Regions from separate parts of the Homo sapiens genome. Here region 2 is linked to region 1. Evidence: chromatin loops called from intact Hi-C (ENCODE). Cell type or tissue: CD4-positive, alpha-beta T cell. All regions are shown on one strand. Links, peaks and the distances in the headings refer to the core of each region. The heading gives the core; the rest is flanking DNA.

Evidence for each region. Peaks named below come from ENCODE experiments on the same cell type or tissue, not always from the same donor. Only the 100,000 strongest peaks of a DNase experiment are listed, where the experiment ranks them.
Region 2: it touches region 1 in a loop (1.9-fold over the local background); 12 of 110 quality-filtered maps call a loop at or near these places.

The regions. Positions count from the first base shown.
Region 1 is chr7:142,664,146-142,673,321 of GRCh38, reverse strand. It overlaps TRB, the pseudogene MTRNR2L6 and TRBV25-1. Among named protein-coding and RNA genes, the nearest start is that of PRSS1, 81 kb to the left of the region's middle. RefSeq lists silencers at 1,538-1,738, 5,911-6,205. In CD4-positive, alpha-beta T cell, for the core only: a CTCF peak has its summit at 3,820 (motif pointing left); a DNase peak (open chromatin) is centred at 3,801.
Region 2 is chr7:142,708,336-142,717,511 of GRCh38, reverse strand. It overlaps TRB, the pseudogene TRBVB and TRBV27. Among named protein-coding and RNA genes, the nearest start is that of PRSS1, 37 kb to the left of the region's middle. In CD4-positive, alpha-beta T cell, for the core only: CTCF peaks have their summits at 4,793 and 4,993 (motif pointing left); DNase peaks (open chromatin) are centred at 2,971, 4,991, 5,601 and 7,421; H3K4me3 peaks cover 3,566 bases; H3K27ac peaks cover 1,790 bases.

The sequences.
Region 1 (9,176 bases), core at 815-8,814:
TGTAGACAAGAAGTGCAGACTTCAGAGATAGAGGGACAGTGGGTACAGGGTCTCAGATGGGTAAGAGAACATGGACTATAGAAAATGGTCAGAAGTTCAGGATTGCCAGGATGAAAAATAGCTAGGATAAGGTGTTCAAGATAAGCTAATTTCTGGAGTCCAGATCACAAAATACCATTAAGCCAGGTGAAGAAATTTAAATTTTATCTTGAATATGAGGGAGAAGCATGGAGAAATGGTGAAGGGATCCAGTAGCATGATCATATTTGTCTACAGTTATCCCTCAGTGTCTTGGTGAATTGGTTCCAAGACCTCCCAAGGATAACAAAATCTACAAATGCCCAAGTCCCTGATAAAAAATGGTTTAGTATTTACATATAATCTATGCATATACTCCCATATACTTTAAGTCATCTGTAAATAATTCATAGTACCAAATACAATGCAATGTTATGTAAATAGTTGTTATACTGTATTGTTTAGAATAGTGACAACGAAAAAAGTCTGTATGTGTTCAGTATAGACACGATTTTTGAAAAAAATATTTTTGATCTGTGGTTGGTTGAATCCAGGGATGTGGAACTCATGAATACAGAGGGCCAACTCTCTGATGCATATCACTTTTGCAAGAAGGCCAGAAGGGTAAGGCACGAGGCTAAGAGTTCAGTAAGGAGGGTTGTTAATCTTCTAGGTGTTTGCTAAGGACACCTGACCATTGGAGATGAGCCTCCCAAGATGATGGTGTCTCCAAAAGAGGATATGCTATTGGGAGGATGATGAACTCTGTTGGGGACAAGCTGAGTTGAGGAGCCTATGAAATATAGAGGTGGAAATATCTAGTAGGCAGCTAGAGAATAAGTTTGAAACTAATGAGACATATGCTTCAAGAAATAGATTGGATGATATTGTCTAAGATGTATGTATAGGTTAAGAGGAAAAGAACAAAAAGTCCAGAAATAAGGTCAAAATAAGGAAAATGAGAATAGAAAGAGCCTACAAAGAAGAGTGAGGAATGGCTAGTATCGTAGAAAACAAACAGAAAAGAAGAATGAACAAGAAATGACTTTTATAATAAAATATGTATGATGTTTTCTAGATTCTTTTCTAACATATTAAAGCTACTTTTTAAGGAGGCAAAACCAGGACAGAGACTCTGTGACTTTACTTTTTGGTAACCTCAAAACAGAGATTTCACATCTGAGCTCAGCACCCAGGGCCCCACAGCAGTCTATACTTCTGTGAAAAATAAATCTATTCAGGGTCCCAGGTCTGATCTCATGTGGATAGAGAACACTTCCCTGAGATTCAGCATATCCAAGACAGAAGAATCACCTAGCCGTGGGATAGTCTTCCAATGCTAAGGGTAGTCTCCAAAGAGATTTAGGGCTGAATCCAGGGACATTGTTAAAGACTATTCTTTGCCAAAGTTGGAGCCTTTTCTTTTCCTTAGGCCTCATGCAGATATAGCTAAAATTACATTTATTTAGAGGGATATTAGTGAAAATAATCATTAATCACTTATTTCAAGTGAAAATAAAATTTTATTCTAAGTTCAAAGTCATAGATTGAGGAACTGAAGCCGTCAGGTGCAGGACTGGGGTCAGGAAAGGGCAGGGACTTTGTGTGGCTGTGTATGAAGGAACAAGTTTAACATGAGGAAGAAACCATGAACCAGAGATAAAGACAGCCTGTGTAGAAAGTCAAAGGATCCTTTTCCTGTTTCTTAGCTGACAAAGACTTTCTTCAGCTAGCCATAAGGTAACTGTCAAATATTATCGCATTTATCTTGAAGGATAAAATTTGTGCAAGCTCAATTGAACAACAACAACTAGATGCAAGGAAAAAGTCAGCTAGGATGACTGTGGGGCTGGGTCATTTCTCAGCTTGTTAGAGACTGAGCCAGAGATAGTCTTTAGTCCAGACTGTTACTTAAAGCACACTGGTCCCTCAAGGCTGAGGAGTCTGGGAAGATTTGTAGGGGTTTCTGTAGTTTAAGATGAGGTTTCTGGAGGCAAGATGTCCTCACATTAGAGGCGACCCTTTCTGTGCGGAGTGTCGGTATCCATGTAGCACTGTGTATTCACTGCTGGCACAGAGGTACTGAGAGGTATGTGAGGGCCTGGCAGACTCCAGGGTCAGGGGAAAATGCTCCGTCCTTATTCTGGAGACTGTTGACTCAGAGGAAAGATCTCCCTTCTCTGTGGAATTAACTCCATAGGAATAGTGGATGAGGTGTAGTTCCATTCCTGGATCTTGTTGATACCAGTACATTTTGTCATGGCCCATGGTTTGAGAACATTCCAGAGTGATCTTCTTTCCTGTCCCTATAACAAGGTATCTTGGGGTCTGGTAGATGTCAGCTTCCATGAGGCCTATGGGAAGAGACAAAAATTGGTAACAGAGTTCACGATGGACTTTGATGCTGAGCCAGGCACAAACCCAACACAGAGGAATTATTCCTTCTAGATTTTGGAATGAACTGTGTCTATGACTTACCTGCCCCCAGAAAATAAAAGCCCACGTAGCAGAGGAGCCTGATAGTCATGGCACAGTTGGGGCTAGAGAGGATGTCTCCCAGTAGTGGGGAAGCAGGATGGGCTCTTGATAATGTCATTGTGTGTGTGTGATGACACAGCCCCTGCAAACTTCCTGGGTCCCACAGCCATCCTGTTGAAACAGTTTCATCTATATCCTTTTAACCCATCAAATGAGTAATATTTTTGTTGACTTCCCTCATCCAAAGTAGGCTTGATGCTTTGCTTATCTTAACTCAAGTCTTTAATATTCTTACAAAACATTCCATTGCAACTGTTTTGTAAGCTATGAACATAAAAACTACATAGCTTTGAGTGCCTGTAATAGCAAGATTTTACCTAATTAAAAAGGTTGGGAAAGGAAGTGGCATTTGAGTTGGGTTCTGAAGGATGAACAGGAATGAACTCTGCAAACCCAAGAGAGAAGAACATGCAGAAGAGGGAACCAGTGAACAGCGTGGCTTGATCAGACAAGGAGCAGGAGAACTTGTGAGCATTAAACGGGGCAATCTATTTATATAGACACATGTAAAGAGCTTGGAGCAGTAACTGGAATTCACTGAGTCCTCAGAATGGTGTTATTATTGTGTGATAATAACTTTCTCAGTCTCATTTTTCACTGACTTGGTGTTCAGGCTTTATCAGCTTTATCAACTTAGCCTTTGCCTAGGATGATTTTAGTCCATCTGCCTTTAATTGCACTATCAATCATGACAGAACAGAAAATATAATCCAATACATGCTTTGGTAATACTGCTACAAATGGTTTGGGTGCTGCTGCAGTAAACAATGTCTAAACCAAGTGCCATTCTCCCTCCGCCCTTTCCCCCATTTCTTCTTAACAGAAAAGTCTTTGGTTTTGATTGTGAGATACAAAGATTAATCCCAGAATTTCTCCCAGTGTTGTCCACTTCCTTTGCCCTAGTTCACTAAGATCTACAGTTGGTATTTACTAAAATTTTTGTTCACATGATGCTGACATAGGCTTTGGGTTTTTACTATTATATCTCTACTATTTGAACACCATGTCTTCAAGTCTGTATGTATTTACATGTAACACATGTGGGCCCCTGCTTACTCTTCCTCTGTCATGTGTCACGAAGGAATATAACAGTTTTGATTTACCAAACCCTGAAATACTCTTGTCCTATCAGGGGCTCCTTTAAGACAAAAGTAACCATTAAAATCATTAATGAGATTTGGCCTTAGACTTTACTATGAAATCTGGTCTTAATAGTAAGTGCTGAGAACAGAAAAAATAAATTGAATTTTACTGCCCCCTGCTGAAAAAAAGGTGTTAGAGGTTTGGGGAGATTCTGACAAATGTTAAAGAAACAGGAAAACGGGAGGCTCCCAGTTGTTCTCAGTGTGAGATGACTGAAGGATGAGTGATGAGTTGATGAAAGTCTTCAGCAGTGACTGGATGTAAAATCTATACCTCACAGTAGAAGCAACTAAAGAAAGGAAAGAAAAGAAGTGCTCAACCTGGGCTTGGAAGTAGATATGAGAGAGTCTCAGGTCCTAGTCAAATGAAGGGGTACTCGAAGGCAGAGGTAACTACCCACTCCTTGCTGCCCAGTGCAGGAATAACTCACACATAGCTTGTCTTTTATTGATGAAAACACTTTCCCCAAAGACTACCTTTCTTGTTTAGTTAGGGAAGTCCTCTGGAGAAGGTGCTGGGAATTGCTAAGTGTGAATAATTACAGAGACAGACATTATTATATATAATTTTTGTATATATCTCTACACATTTTTGTTCTAGTAAAACCCCCTTTCTCAATGGAGGTTTCTTGATTTTCAGGATTTTGTAGTCCTTCCAGTGTCCATGAAGTTTGCATAGGGAAGAGATACCAAGAAAGACAAGAGACAAAATGCAATCTTAATATTCAGCCAGGAGGGAAAGATCTGGAACCAGAATGTGGCAATGCTAAATTAAGACTTCATATTATGGCAAAGGACTCACCTGTCTTCAGGCGAGGCAGAAGGGAGAAAGGCTGAGGGTTCTGGTTTCCCAAACAGTGATAAACATCTCCTAGCTCAGGGCTCTGCACCACATGGAAGTAGGATTACCTCTGAGGTTTCATTTCCCATTGCCAAGAATAGCCTGTACCATCACGGTTCCTGTTTTCACAGAATAGAGTTTGATTCCAGAGAATCACGGACACTGACTATAGGGCATGTGTGTTGAGCTTTTATGCAGTGTCTTATGTCAGAATCCCACAGCAAGGGCTTTTTATGAGCTTCAGCACCATGTTCTCAACCCAGTGGTCCCTCGGTATTCATGGGGGATTAGTTTAAATCCACTGATGCTTAAATCTCTTATATAAAATGGCACAGTATTTGCATATAACCTAGGCACATCCTCCTGTATACTTTAAATCAACTCTAGATTACTTATAATAGCTAATACAATGTAAATGCCATGCAAATAGTTGGTATACCTCAGTGTTTTAGATTTTGTATTTTTTTTGTTGTGTTGTTATTTTGTAATTTTTAAAATATATTTTTCATCTGAGGTTGACTAAATCTGCAAATGAGGACCCCATTGATACAGAGTGCCAACTGTGTACTCTACCAGCATTCGGAAGTTCCAAAGGCCCTCAAATACAGCATGCATAATTCATTCCCCTCCTTCCTTCTAACTCTGCTTCTTTGCCTGTAATACTAAAACTAGGACTCCAGGCATAAACTTAACTTATTAAATATTCTAATTAGACTCAAATATATGAGTATATAAATTTGTGTTAACAATTAAAACAACAAATATTTCATATATTTTCATATATTTGCATCCTCCTTTGCATGTCTTCTTTCTCAGAACTCAGATTCCATTAAGAAAAACAGCTTTGATTTCCCCGAACGTTCTCCCATGTATGTTTGGGATTATGTCACTTCACCCTAGTTCTCAATCAATTATGTATTACCATCAGATATTAATATCAGATAATAATTGTTACATAAGTCTCTATACATTTTTTGTCCAGTAAAACTCCCTCTCTCATTTCCAGCCTTCTCTTAACCAAACATATTTTCTTTGTTTTAAAAAGACTTATAGATGGGAGGTGTGGAGGACTTAAATACACATGTACCAGACCTGGCTTGCTCCGGTCTGAACTCAGACCACGTAGGACTTTAATCATTGAACAAATGAACCCTTGATAGCAGCTACACCATTAGGATGTCCTGATCCAACATCGAGGTCGTAAACCCTATTGTCAATATGGACTCTAGAATAGGATTGCGCTGTTATCCCTAGGGTAACTTGTTCCGTTGATCAAATTATTGGGTCAATATATGTATAGTAATTCGCTTAAACTTGTTTAGTCTTAGCATAGGTTGCTCGGAGGTTAAATTATGCTCCGAGGTCACCCCAACCAAAATATTTAATGCAGGGACAGTAGTTTAAGGCCTGTGGGCTTATCTGAGCTTTGTTTGCATTAATAAATTAAAGCTCCATAGGATCTTCTCATCTTATTTATTCATGTTCGCCTCTTCACAGGCAGGTCAGTTTCACTGGTTGGAAGTAAGAGACAGCTGAACCCTCGTGGGGTCATTCATACAAGTCCCTATTTAAGGAACAAGTGATTATGCTACCTTTGCATGGTCAGGGTACTGTGGCCGTTGAACATATGTCACTGGCAGGTGGTGCCTCTAATACTAATAATGCTAGAGGTGATGTTTTTGGTAAACAGGCAGGGTAAAATTTGCCGAGTTCCTTTTAATTTTTTTTAACCTTTCCTTAGAGCATGCCTGTGTTGGATTAACAGTATCGGTAATAATAAATTTGTTGAGTTGTTTATTAATATTAGGCTGTTAATTTGTCAGTGGGTTATTCTGGTCTGATGTAGGCTTAAGCAGTGGAGAATATTTCATGTTACTTATATTAATATTATTGCATCTATAAAGTAATAGATTAGTCCAATGTGGTGTTAGGAGTTCAGTGGTGTGATTAGAATTTAGAGTGGTTGGATGTTGAGCTTGAACGCTTTCTTAATTGATGGCTGCTTTCGGGCCAACTATGGGGATAATGTTTTTTACTCTCTACATGAAGGTTGTTTCCTAATGTCTAAAGAGCTGTCCCTCTTTAGACTAACAGTTAAATTTACAGGGGGATTAAGTGGCTCTGTAGGTAAATTTAAAGTTGAACTAAGATTCTATCTTGGACAACCAGCTATCACTAGGCTCAGTAGGCTTATCACCACTACTCATGAATCTCCCCACTATTTTACTACATAGATGGGTGTGTTCTTTTAGCTGTTCTTGGGTAGCTCGTCTGGTTTTGGGGGCCTTGGCTTTGGTTCTCTGTGTAAAGTTATTTCTAGTTAATTCATTACGCAGAAGGTATAAGGGTCTATCCTTGCTATTTTATTCTTGGTTAACTTTTTCATCTTTACCTTGCAGTACTACGTCCACTGCGCCTGGGTAAAATTTCTTTCGCCTATACTTTTGTTTGGGTAAATGGTTTGATTAAGGTTATTCGGTAGTACTATTAGTTAAGTTTAGGGCTAGAGTTGGCACAAGGTGGTCAAATTATGGTGAAATCTGGGTGTAAGACAGATGCTTTGTGTTAAGCTACACCTTGGTTCATCCAAGTGCACTTTCCAGTACACTTACCATGTTACGACTTGTCTCCTCTATATAAATATGTAGGGATTTTAGTTAAACTAATCTCTAAAGTGATACTTGAGGAGGGTGATGGGCATTGTGTGTGTGCTTTATGGCCTCATCCAATTAAGCACTCTGCTCTTAATATACTGCTGAATCCTCCTTGAGCCCTTAGATTTCATAAGGGTTGTGAGATTTTCTGGGTGTAGAAAATGTAGCCCATTTCTTACCGCCTCATGGGCTACACCTTGACCTAATGTTTTTATGTAGATACTTGTGCTTACTTTGTGACTTTTACTAGGGTTTGCTGAAGATGATGGTATATAGGCTGAGCAAGAAGTGGTGAGGTAAATTGGGGTTTATCCATTATAGAACAGGCTCCTCTAGAGGGATATAAAGCACTGCCAAGTCCTTTGAGTTTTAAGCTATTGCTTGTAGTGTTCTGGGGAATAGTTTTGTTGATTTAACTATTGGAGTTTAGGGCTAAGCCTAGTGGGGTATCTAATCCCAGTTTGGGTCTTAGCTATTGTGTCTTCAGAAGTATTAAAGCCTCCTTCATAGTTTATTTTATTTCAGCCCGGGTTTTATACAACTGAGATGAAGCTTAGCTTTATTAAGGATAGACCTAAAACACTCTTTATGCTGAGTTCTATTAGCTCAGGTTAATTGTATGGCTGCGGTGGCTGGCATGAAATTAACCAACCCTGGATATTAGTATAGTTTAGTTAAACTTTTGTTTATTGCTAAAGGTCTATCACTGTTGTTTCCCGTGGAAGTTTGGCTGAGCAACGTGTTTTGAGCTGCATTTGTGCGTGCCTGATACTTACTCCTTTTGATCAAGGTGATTTAGATGTACTTTCACTGGGATGGGGATGCTTGCATGTGTAATCTTACTAAGAGTTAATAGAAAGGCCAGGACCAAGACTGTCTGTTTATGGGGCTGTATAAGCCCATCTAGACATTTTCAGTGTCTTGCTTTAAATAATTAAGCTACATTAACTGTATATATGTTAAGTGCAAAATTGGAGTATAGAAGAAGATACAGGCAATATGCACAGTTGTAGGGTTCAGGGATTTAAAGTTGAGTTAGCAGGAGTTGGTGGAGTAGATTTTAGTACTCGCGAGTGGTTGGTGTAGTACAAGGTGACAGATGATGCCTTTCGGGGTGTGTAAATTTAGGATATGGGCTTAGTAATGGATGGGCGTGCGTGTTAGATATAATTGTTGTAAAAGTAGAATTAGATTGGTGAGGGGTTAGTTTCCTAAAAAAATTTGCATTAGTTGAGGGGTAGCTGTTGGGGATACCCAAAGCTAAAATACAAATATTTTGGGCTCTGGCAGAGTTGAATTAAGGCTTACTTGTTTTTGAAGTTTGGCAAGGTGTCTTTTTTCCTGGGTTGATGAAGTCAGAGATGGGGCAGGGGAGTGTTGCAGATTTTCATTTTAAAAGTCCAATAAGGGGAGCGGTTGTATGTGTTTGTCTGTTAATTACTGTTATGTCCTTCAAGCATGAATTAATTAGCACCTTAGGGTAGTTATGCCCTGTCGGAATATTGAATTTAGGCACAATTAATATAGGTGATTGGTAGGAATCAAAGACAGGTCCGGCTGCAGGTGATGGGGAGGGGACCAGGCCTTCTGTGATGTGATAGCATACCCGAAAGTTAAAATACCAAATGCACGGCAGTGCTCCCATGACTGATTAATAGGGTGATAGTCACTGGTCCATCGAGATGTCTACTTTTAACTAAAGAATATATATAGCCTTGTGAAGAGCCAGTATAAAAAGAAAACCAGCACAAGACAAAGATACCCTCTTTCGCCACTCCTATTCAACATAGTACTGGGAGTCCTGGTCAGGGCAATCAGGCAGAAGGAAGAAATAGACATCCAAATAGGAAGAGAGAAAGTCAAACTATCCCTATTTGCAGATGACATGATTCTATATCTAGAAAACCCCATAGTCTCTGCCCAAAAGCTGCTTGATCTGATAAACAACTTCAGCAGTTTTAAAATACAAAATCAACATTAAAA
Region 2 (9,176 bases), core at 291-8,290, 45 kb before region 1:
AAAAGAAATGCTCAGTCTTATCTCAAGAGACACAGGTCTATTAGAGACTCTCTATTTGTTTGTACTCCAAGCACCAACTGAGAAATAGATTAGTTGGAGCTTCATTCCTGCCTCTTGTCTGGCTCAGCACATATTGGTCATAAAACATATTCTGGTTGTAATATAGAACTTTATATTCTGACTCTGAAACTTGATAAACTGAAATTTCAGTGACACCAGCATTCATGGACATTGTGGCTAAAAAGAGAGAACTTAGGAAATATACTGATGTGTAACCACCAGAAAAAGGCTTAATGTAGGGTCTAGCAAACCAAGTTCAAGGACGTCATACCTGCACCCATGACATGCCTATTCCAAAGAGGCAAAAAGCTATAGAACAGAGAAGTCAATGGCTGGTGAGTTCATGGTGGTGTCTCGGTGTTGGTGTTAGCTCTGTTCAGGCTGTTAGAAGAACACACAGCGGAGAAATAATCCAGTCAATGATTCAAGGCAATCGTCTTGGAGGAAGTGACTTCTAAATTGGTCTATGAAGGAGAATCTCCCCCATTCCTGGAGTCGCCCAGTCCAGACCTCTCTGTACATTTGCACCAGCAGTTTATCCACAGTGCTGCACAGCCAGCTGCAGTCTGCACAAAAAGAGCAGCTGGAAGAACAGATGAATACCAGAGAGAGAAATGGTATTCTGGGTAGAGTGACCATTGTAGATAAAGACCCAGGAGTGAGTCAGCAGTGGACATATTTGGGGATGTGCGAGAAATGGGATGTTTCTGGAGTAGATGCAGGCAGTTGTGGTAGTTGAAGGATAAGGGAAGTCAGTGTTAGAAAGGTGGGGGATATGCAAAGGTCACATCATGGAGGGGCTGAGAGACTTGCAAACTAACATAAACTTGAGACTTTAGCTAGTTAATAGAAATAAACCAAAGGGTTTTAAGCTTGAGGGAGTGGTTTTGGGTGGGAGCAGGTGCAGGCTTGCAGGTAGGGTGGCTACTTGGAAGGTGGCTAAAGTGATCCAGGTGAGATCAGTGAAATTAGAAAAGTTAGTAAAATTTGTGAGGAATTTAGTACTTAGAAAAATGCAGGATAGGGTAGTGGATTTGGTGTGGAAGGAGAAAGTCAGAGAGAGAGTGAAGATCAGTCTTGCATCTCTGGCTTGGGCATTTGGACCATCTGCTGAGAGGAAGAAAATAGGAGGTGCTGGGTTTCATAAATAACTCCAAACATGGTGTTCCTCCAAGTGACAAAACCTCCAGAATAAATAGGACCTGGAATACAGAACCAAATATTGTTGAGACCCATTAGATTGTAAATGGAGTCTTCAGTTTGGGCAACAGTTTAGTTGAATTTAAAGATTTAAGCTCCACAAGAAGAAAGGATGGGAGAGTGTACCCTGGCACTAGACCTAACTCAGTGAGCTTGTCCTGCCCAACTTTGAAACCTCATTGGTACAGCAGGTAGAGGATGGACCCCTGGTTCCACAGAGTGGCTGCATTGCAGAGTCCCTGAGGCTGGCGTGTGGGGAAGGGCTTCTGTGGGATGATGGAGGAAGTTTATCCTGTTGGTCGGTGAGGGGTCTCCTGAAGGAGGAGTCTCCTTGTTCTTGCAGCTACCCTCTGTTTTTGTGCAGAGAGCAGCTGGCTGTGCAACACTGTGGATAAACTGCTGGCACAGAAGTACAGAGAGGTCTGGTTGGGGCTGGGCGACTCCAGGATCAGGGGGAAATTCCTCTTCTCTTTTCGAGAGACTTTGTACCCTTCAGGAACATCTCCCTTATCAGTCACCTCAACATTCATTGAATAGTAGATCTGCCTTAAGCCCAGCCCTGGGTCTTGTCGATACCAGGACATATACTCATGGTTCATATTCTGAGAACAAGTCACTGTTAACTTCTTTCCAGTCACTGTGATGAGGTATCTTGGGTTCTGGGTCACTTGGGCTTCCAGGGGGCCTGTAAAGGAAGGGGACAGAGTTAGAGGCAGCGCTGAAGGGGATCTCCAATGCTTAAGCCTTTAGGAGATGCCTTGGGCTGAGGCCTACAAAATAAGGCCAAAAGTTGCCTATGTGTTCTGGGACTCACCTGCTCCTAGAAGGCAAAGGACCACATAGCCAAGGAGCTGGGGGCCCATGGCAGCATCAGGCAGGTGTCTGCCAGTTCTGGGGGCTCCAGGTGGTTTCTGTAACGTCTCCACCTCTTCAGCTATTTGGGCCTCAGAAACATTTTCAGGAGAGAAACCACTCCCACTTCAGCTCAGAGGGCTGAAGTGTACAAACGCAACACAGCCAACTCAGGCTGAGGACATTTGTAATCAATGTCATTTTCCTTAATCTGTGAGATTCCTTTCTTTATACATGTGCCACATTTTCTTATTAATACAGTCTTGTACAAACTGTCAAATATTTATGTATTTTGGATCTCAGGGTATAAAGTGGTGTAACACATTTGATTATCACTTAGAAGTGTGAGAACATAAAGCTTATAATATTGAAAGCTGCATTATCTTTTTTTTTTTTTTTGAGACAGAGTATCACTCTGTCACCCAGGCTGGAGTGCAGTGGCATGATCTTGGCTCACTGCAACCTCCGCTTCCCGGGTTTAAGCAATACTCCTGCCTCAGCCTCCCCAGTAGCTGGGATTACATGAAAGCTGCATTATCATATATTTTGAAGTCATTTCTACTCTGGCAGAAAAAATTTCAAGTATATCCCTGACTTCATTTATCCACTGGTATATATTTTTAGTCACTACATTTTAAAAGAGTCTAGGGTGTAAAATCTCAGATTCACATCATAGATTATTTTGCTAGTCTATTGCTGTTTAAAATCCAAGACACACAGCTTCTTTGCTCTTTAGCAAAATTGACTTAGTCATCATTGCTAGAGCTAGCAGCTGTTTCCACCAAAGATGGTATCTGGAGCATCTTTCTTCTTTTCCCCTTCTCTGTTCTTCTCCAGAAGAAGCTGGTGAAAGGCAGAGGCAACACCTGCTTCCTGCAGTAACCTCAGAGCCTTACCAGCCAGCTCTGCTTCCTGCCTGCTTTTGGTACGTGCTTTGCTTTCTTGCCACTCCACAGCTTGCTGTACATGGAAGGTATCTGTCCCTGGATATCGTGTTGTAGCCAGGCAGTGTTTGGGGCCAGGAGTGTCAAGCTTCTCTTAGATCTTCCAGCAGCTGCTGGTACTGCTCTCTTTTCTGCCTGAATATGTTCTTCCTACATTGAGGTGACTTTCCTAGGATTCCCCAGAATGCCTTCCTCCTCGAACACCTTTGAACTTTTCTTAATTTTTAAAATTAAGGTATAGTTGATGAATAAAAATTGCATATATTTACAGTGCTCATTGTGATTTTTGACACATGTATACCTTTGAATCCTTCTTGTACTTTGTAGGAACGAATGTATTCCTGGATGGTGGAATAGAAGGAGGCTACCCCTTTCTTCCCAAAAGCTTCCTACCACAAGTAGAGCCTCACAGAGCCCGTCATTGTTTTTGCCAAATCATTATCATCTCCAGACAAGAAGGAGCCCCCTTCCCGGTTTTCAGGCCTACTCTCAAACCTCAGAGATGAGTTCCTTGCCCCCAGACCCCTTCATGGTGAGAGGTGCAGCTCTAACAGTTTCCATTCCATGCATTGAGAAAGGAGTGATTGCTATCAGGACCTTAGCTCTGATCTAAGAGGAGTATTCTCTCTTTTTCTATTTCTTCACCACTGCTTTCTGGAAAAAAATGTAGGGAGAGAGCTTGGCTCTACTTCAGCCACAGGTGTTTGCATTTTCCTGGCAAATCCTCCATATCCTAGCTGTGAATTCGGGTGTTCTTAAGAGAGGGAAAACAACTTTCATTCTAAAAACCCACTGCAAGTAAATAATTTCATGTTACTTAGTAAACCTTGACATCCAAATAGCAAAATCTTTCAGAATTTACTCGCGTCCACATAGCTCACTATTAGTGGATATTGGATTTCCCAACATTCCGTGGTGTTTCAAAGTTGAACAGGTACATAATTACACTTCAGAGTATTATAATTTTTCCCAATGTCTTTTCATATTAGATTAATTCAAGATTTAGGAGGTAGCTAATTCTATATTCTGTCCCTCTACCAGCTAATTCACTCTCCTCAGCAATGTGGTTTCTCCTTCTGTGTTCCTTTGACTATGAGGCTATTCTGCTCTCGTTTCCTTTTCTACCTCAACCAAGGTACTAAAATGATGCTGTTAGCCTGAGGCTCCAATAGCCTTACAGTAGGAGCCAGTTGTTTTACTTTCCCACCCTTCCTCCCTACAACCTTCCCTCTGATCTTTTCTACCCAATTCCACCATATTTAGGAATTCTAGAAACTTATTCTATTCCATTTCCCTAATGTAGGGCAGACTCCTATGTCCCTAACAGCGGGAATGGAAAGTAAACAGAACCCTCTAGACGGCCGGGCACTCTGAAACATCTCCTTCATCTTTGCATTTTGATGAAAAAGCATTTCATTCTACGCCATGCCATCCCTTCCTCTCCTTCATACTTTTTCGGTCTTTGCTCTCTTCCTTCTCTTTTTAGGGACTGCTCATCCACCCAACCGGGGCAACAGTATCCCGATAAAAGCAATTAAGCTAACACCTACTAAACTGATGAACCATTTCCTAAAAACCCCTGTAAGAGAACCTACGCCTTGTCCCTTTAAATATAAAGCAACCTTTTTTTGTTTTTTTCTATGTGATTTTGAGCCCAGGAATAGACTGCAGAATTCTCACCTCACTTCAAATTCTATTTCACTTACGCTCAGGCCATTTTAGTTCTGAGAGTCACTCCAGTTTATGTATTTTCTTGTACTATATGATTAGCTTTTGAAAGACCCCAATGAGACATATTTATATATCAAGTTTTTAAAATTGATAATACAGTATTCAATTTTATCAAACTTTCCCTCCCACCATTATCTGAATTTTAATGTTTATATTACAGGAATATGTTAGTGCCCTCTAGTGGAACATCGGAGTGGTGGGCTGAATGGTTCCTTAAAGATGTCCAGGTGCTAATAATCCCTGCAACCCGTAACAGCTGTGGATGTTCAGTTAGATGGCAAATGGGAATTAAAGCTGCAGGTGCAATTAGGGCTGCTAATCAGCCGACCTTGAGATAGGAAGCAGTTCGTGGATTACCCAGGTGGGTCCAATGTAATCACGCAGGTCCTTAAACGTGGAGAGCCTTTCCCGGCAGTGTTTAGAGGGAGCTGTGAGTACGCAAGTAGGGTCAGAGCAACAGAACGTGCTGCCTTTGAAGATAGAGGAAAACAACCCATAAGGTAAGAAAATCGATTCTCCCCTGGAGCCTTCAGAAAGGAACCCAGATCTGCCGACACCTTGATTTTGGCTGGGTGATACCTATGTTGGTTTCTGAACTACGGAACTGTAAGGTGATACATTTGCATTGTTTTAAGCCACTAAATGGGTGGCAATTTGTATAGTAGCAACAGAAAACTAATACAACCACCAAGACCAAAAATGTGTGGTCAAATGTGTAAGAGGGCAATTAGGATGAAAACAGTAAAGGAACGAGTAAGATCGGAGTGCAGGGTGTCTGGGGCATCTTGAGTGTGTGTGGCGGCTCATAGGTTAGGTCGCTTCACCCCTGGGGTTTGTCATATCCGCTCAGAGAGGATGTGGCTGCACTGATAGGCTGCTGCTGCAGAGGGTCTCAGAGTCTGGTTAGTGCTGGACGATTTAAGGGTTGGGAAAGATGATTATTTTTTCCCTTTTTTCTTTTTGGTTGGAATGACTATGCTGACTCAGGGCATCTTTTTCAAAGCTGCCAACTTCAGAAGAATAATTAATAGATTAAATTTATCCCCAGCCCTGGATCTTATGGATTCCAGAACGTTTGGTCTGGTTGATAGTCTGAAAACATTCCGATACAACTTTCCTGCCTCATCTCAGGGTCTGTGTTACTTTGACATTCATGAGCCTTTAAAAGAAGGATGCAGAAAAGTGACTACATAGCCCACCAGGAAACTCATGTGAAAGCCACGAGGAAGAGCCTGTTCCCAGAGCCTGGACACACCAGGATGGTGATTATCCCATGTGCGTTCTGAGAATACCTGCCCCTGTGAGCCACAGGCCACACACAGATGAGTGTCCCAGCAGCTTCTCTCCAGATTAGGTCATTTCCTCACAGAGCCTTACCAAGATATGCACTTTTAGACCAACTTAGTTCTAGAAGAAATGGTTTTTTTCTGTTCTAAATATATTCTAACAGTTTTGTTCTCCAAAATACATCTTTTAAAATTTGTTGAGTTGGTTTCTTCTGAGGCCTCTCTCCTTGGCTTGTAGATAACAATTTTTTTTTTTCTATACCTTCTTTCTGGTCTTCCCTCTTTGCATGTCTGTGTCCTAACCTCCTGATAAGGACACCAGTCATATTGAATTAGGGCCCACCCTAATGACCTAATTTTAACTTAATTATCGATGTAAAGACCCCATCTCCAAATATAGTCAGTCACATTATGGGGCACTGGGACTTAGGACATCAACATATGAAATGAAGAAGGTAGCACAACTCAGTCCATAACAATGGAAATAATAAAAGTACTTACCTTACATATTTGTTGTGGCAATTAAATGAGTTGCCATGAATAAAGAGGTTAAAGGATTGCCATGCATACAGCTATTCAAAATATTTTCTCCACTGCTGCTTTTATCACAATACTTTCTTAAGTCAGTGCCAGTCTCTGTGTTAAACTACTCACATATTGTTTCATTCAACCCTCACCCCACTTCTGAGAGGCTTATATTATTTACTTCATTTTATAGATGTGAAAACTGAGGGCTTAGAGGGCTTAAGTCACTTTCTAAAGCTACTAAGTGCCAGAAACTGTCTGACTGCAAATCCTGCACTCTCAACCATGATGTGTAAATATTTCCATTTCTCTACATGCTTTATGGTAAATGTGATGGTGAACTTACTGCTTGACAATTTGACTTTTCAATTTCTTTTAGGAATTATTTTCCAATCACTCCAGTTTCTACACCTAAAACAGAATTAATACACTTTCCTTTGCCTGTGTTGTCTCTTGGTGTCATCTCCAAGTTACTGGTGGAAGGTATCTTGAGTTATCAGCAGTGAATCCCTGCTGGTCTGCAGCAACCTCAGTTCTTGCCTCCTCAGAAGAAAATTCCACTGAGGGTCATAGAGCAGAAAAAGAGACCAAGACAAGTTTTAGAGCAGGAGTAGAAGCTTATTAAAAAGGCTTTAGAACAGGAAAGAAAAGAAAGAACACTTGGAAGAGATCCAAGCAGGTGACTTGAAGAGCAAGTGTGGCATTTAACCTTGATCCTGGGGCTTCATAGGCGGCCATCTTGTGCCCCTTTCTCATTATTCTCCCCTTAGGATAGGCTGCCCGAATGCACAGTGCCCTCCTTACACTTCGGAAGTGAGCATGCGCAGTGTGTTTAGGAAGTTGTATGCATGCCCATCTGACGCTTTCTTCCTGTTTCTGTTGGAGTGTCCCTGGAAGGTCGTACTCCACCCTTTTGTCTCTCAATGCACATACCTGGGTTCACCTGCCCAATACCTGAGATTTTATTGGAAACCTTCTTTGCTTCTCCTTGGTGCCTGCATTCAATTGACACTTTAATGTTAACAGCTGTGGATCAGCAAGAGATTGTACCTCCCTATCTCAGGCTGCTGAATTATGCATTATTATTAGAGAGGCAACGTTATAATCTCTGAATCAATACCAGATTGTCTGACATTCTGGGCGGTGGGGGGAAGGGAGCCCTCTCCTGCCCCACTCATGCCTAACTAACTACCTGTAACATCCAGGCGCCCCATGCTGCCTCCCCACATTCCTTGCAGGCTCAGGGTGAACTTCCCAAGCAGGATTGGCTTTGTTTACATGCTATGATTTCCATTATCAATGGCAGGAATCTGTTACCTTCCTTTTTCTACCCTTCTTTAGTTTTGCTTTTAGATTATTATTACAGCAATTTTAGTCAAACTGAATGTGTACTTGTATCCAGGTTGGCATCTTAAATTGAAACAAATATCATTCTATATGTGTTCACTTTCTAAACATTCATGTTTTATGTATAGATTTTTGTGAATGGTACATGGTTTTAACTGTTTAGACACTCCTACAGAAACAAACATAGGATATAATTCTCTTGAGGGGCAACGTGCTAATTTCTTGTGCAAAATGGGTTTCCATTTTTATGCTTCCATTGTGTGGGAGGGAAGCTGGACAGTGAGTGAGCTTCCTCTCTGAAATTTCTGATGACAAGAACGGTTTCTACTCTCCTGCTGTTCAGAGGGTCACGTTCTGTGTTTTTTGTCATAACCTCCTTACCTTCCTCGGTGGCAGCACTTTCATGACTGGGTGCTGCTTAGCAGGGTCCATACACATTATGCTGACAGGACAAAGGAAGGAATTATTCCCAAGATGAGTAGTCTCCCTGAAGATTGAAACAGCTGTAGTGCTCCCTGCTGGAACATTCTGATCCTAAACCTGTAGAGATGAGGAATTTGTAGAAATGGAACCTGCCAAGAACAGAAACTGGCAGAATCTGTCACAAGAAAAAGTCCCAATCAGACTTCAAGAGAGGGTTCTTGGATCTTGTGCAAGAAAGAATTCATGGGGAGTCTGAGTAAAGTGAAAGCAAGTTTATTAAGAAAGAGGAATAAGAGAATGGCTACTCCAAAGACAGAGCAGCCCTGAGGGCTGCTGGTTGCCTATTTTTATGGTTATTTCTTGATTATATGCTAAGCAAGGGGTGCATTATTTAAGCCTCCCCTTTTTAGGCCATATGGGGTTATATCCTGATGTTACTATGGCATTTGTAAACTATTATGGTGCTGGTGGGAGTGTAGCAGTGAGGACGACCAGCAGTCACTCCCATGGCCATATTGGTTTTGGTGGGTTTTAGCCGGCTTCTTTCTGCAACCTGTTTTATCAGCAAGGTTTTAAGGACCTGTATCTTGTGCTGACCTCCTATCTCATCCTGTGACTTAGAATGCCTTAACTGTCTGAGGATGCAGCCCAGTAGGTTTCAGCCTTATTTTACTCAGCTCCTATTCAGGATGAAGTTGCTCTAGTTCATATGTCTTAGACATTTCCTCCTTCCCTTTTATAAGAGAACCCTTAATCCTAAGGTTGTAGAAGGACAAAGATTCATCTTCTGTAACTTCTTCAGGCTGAA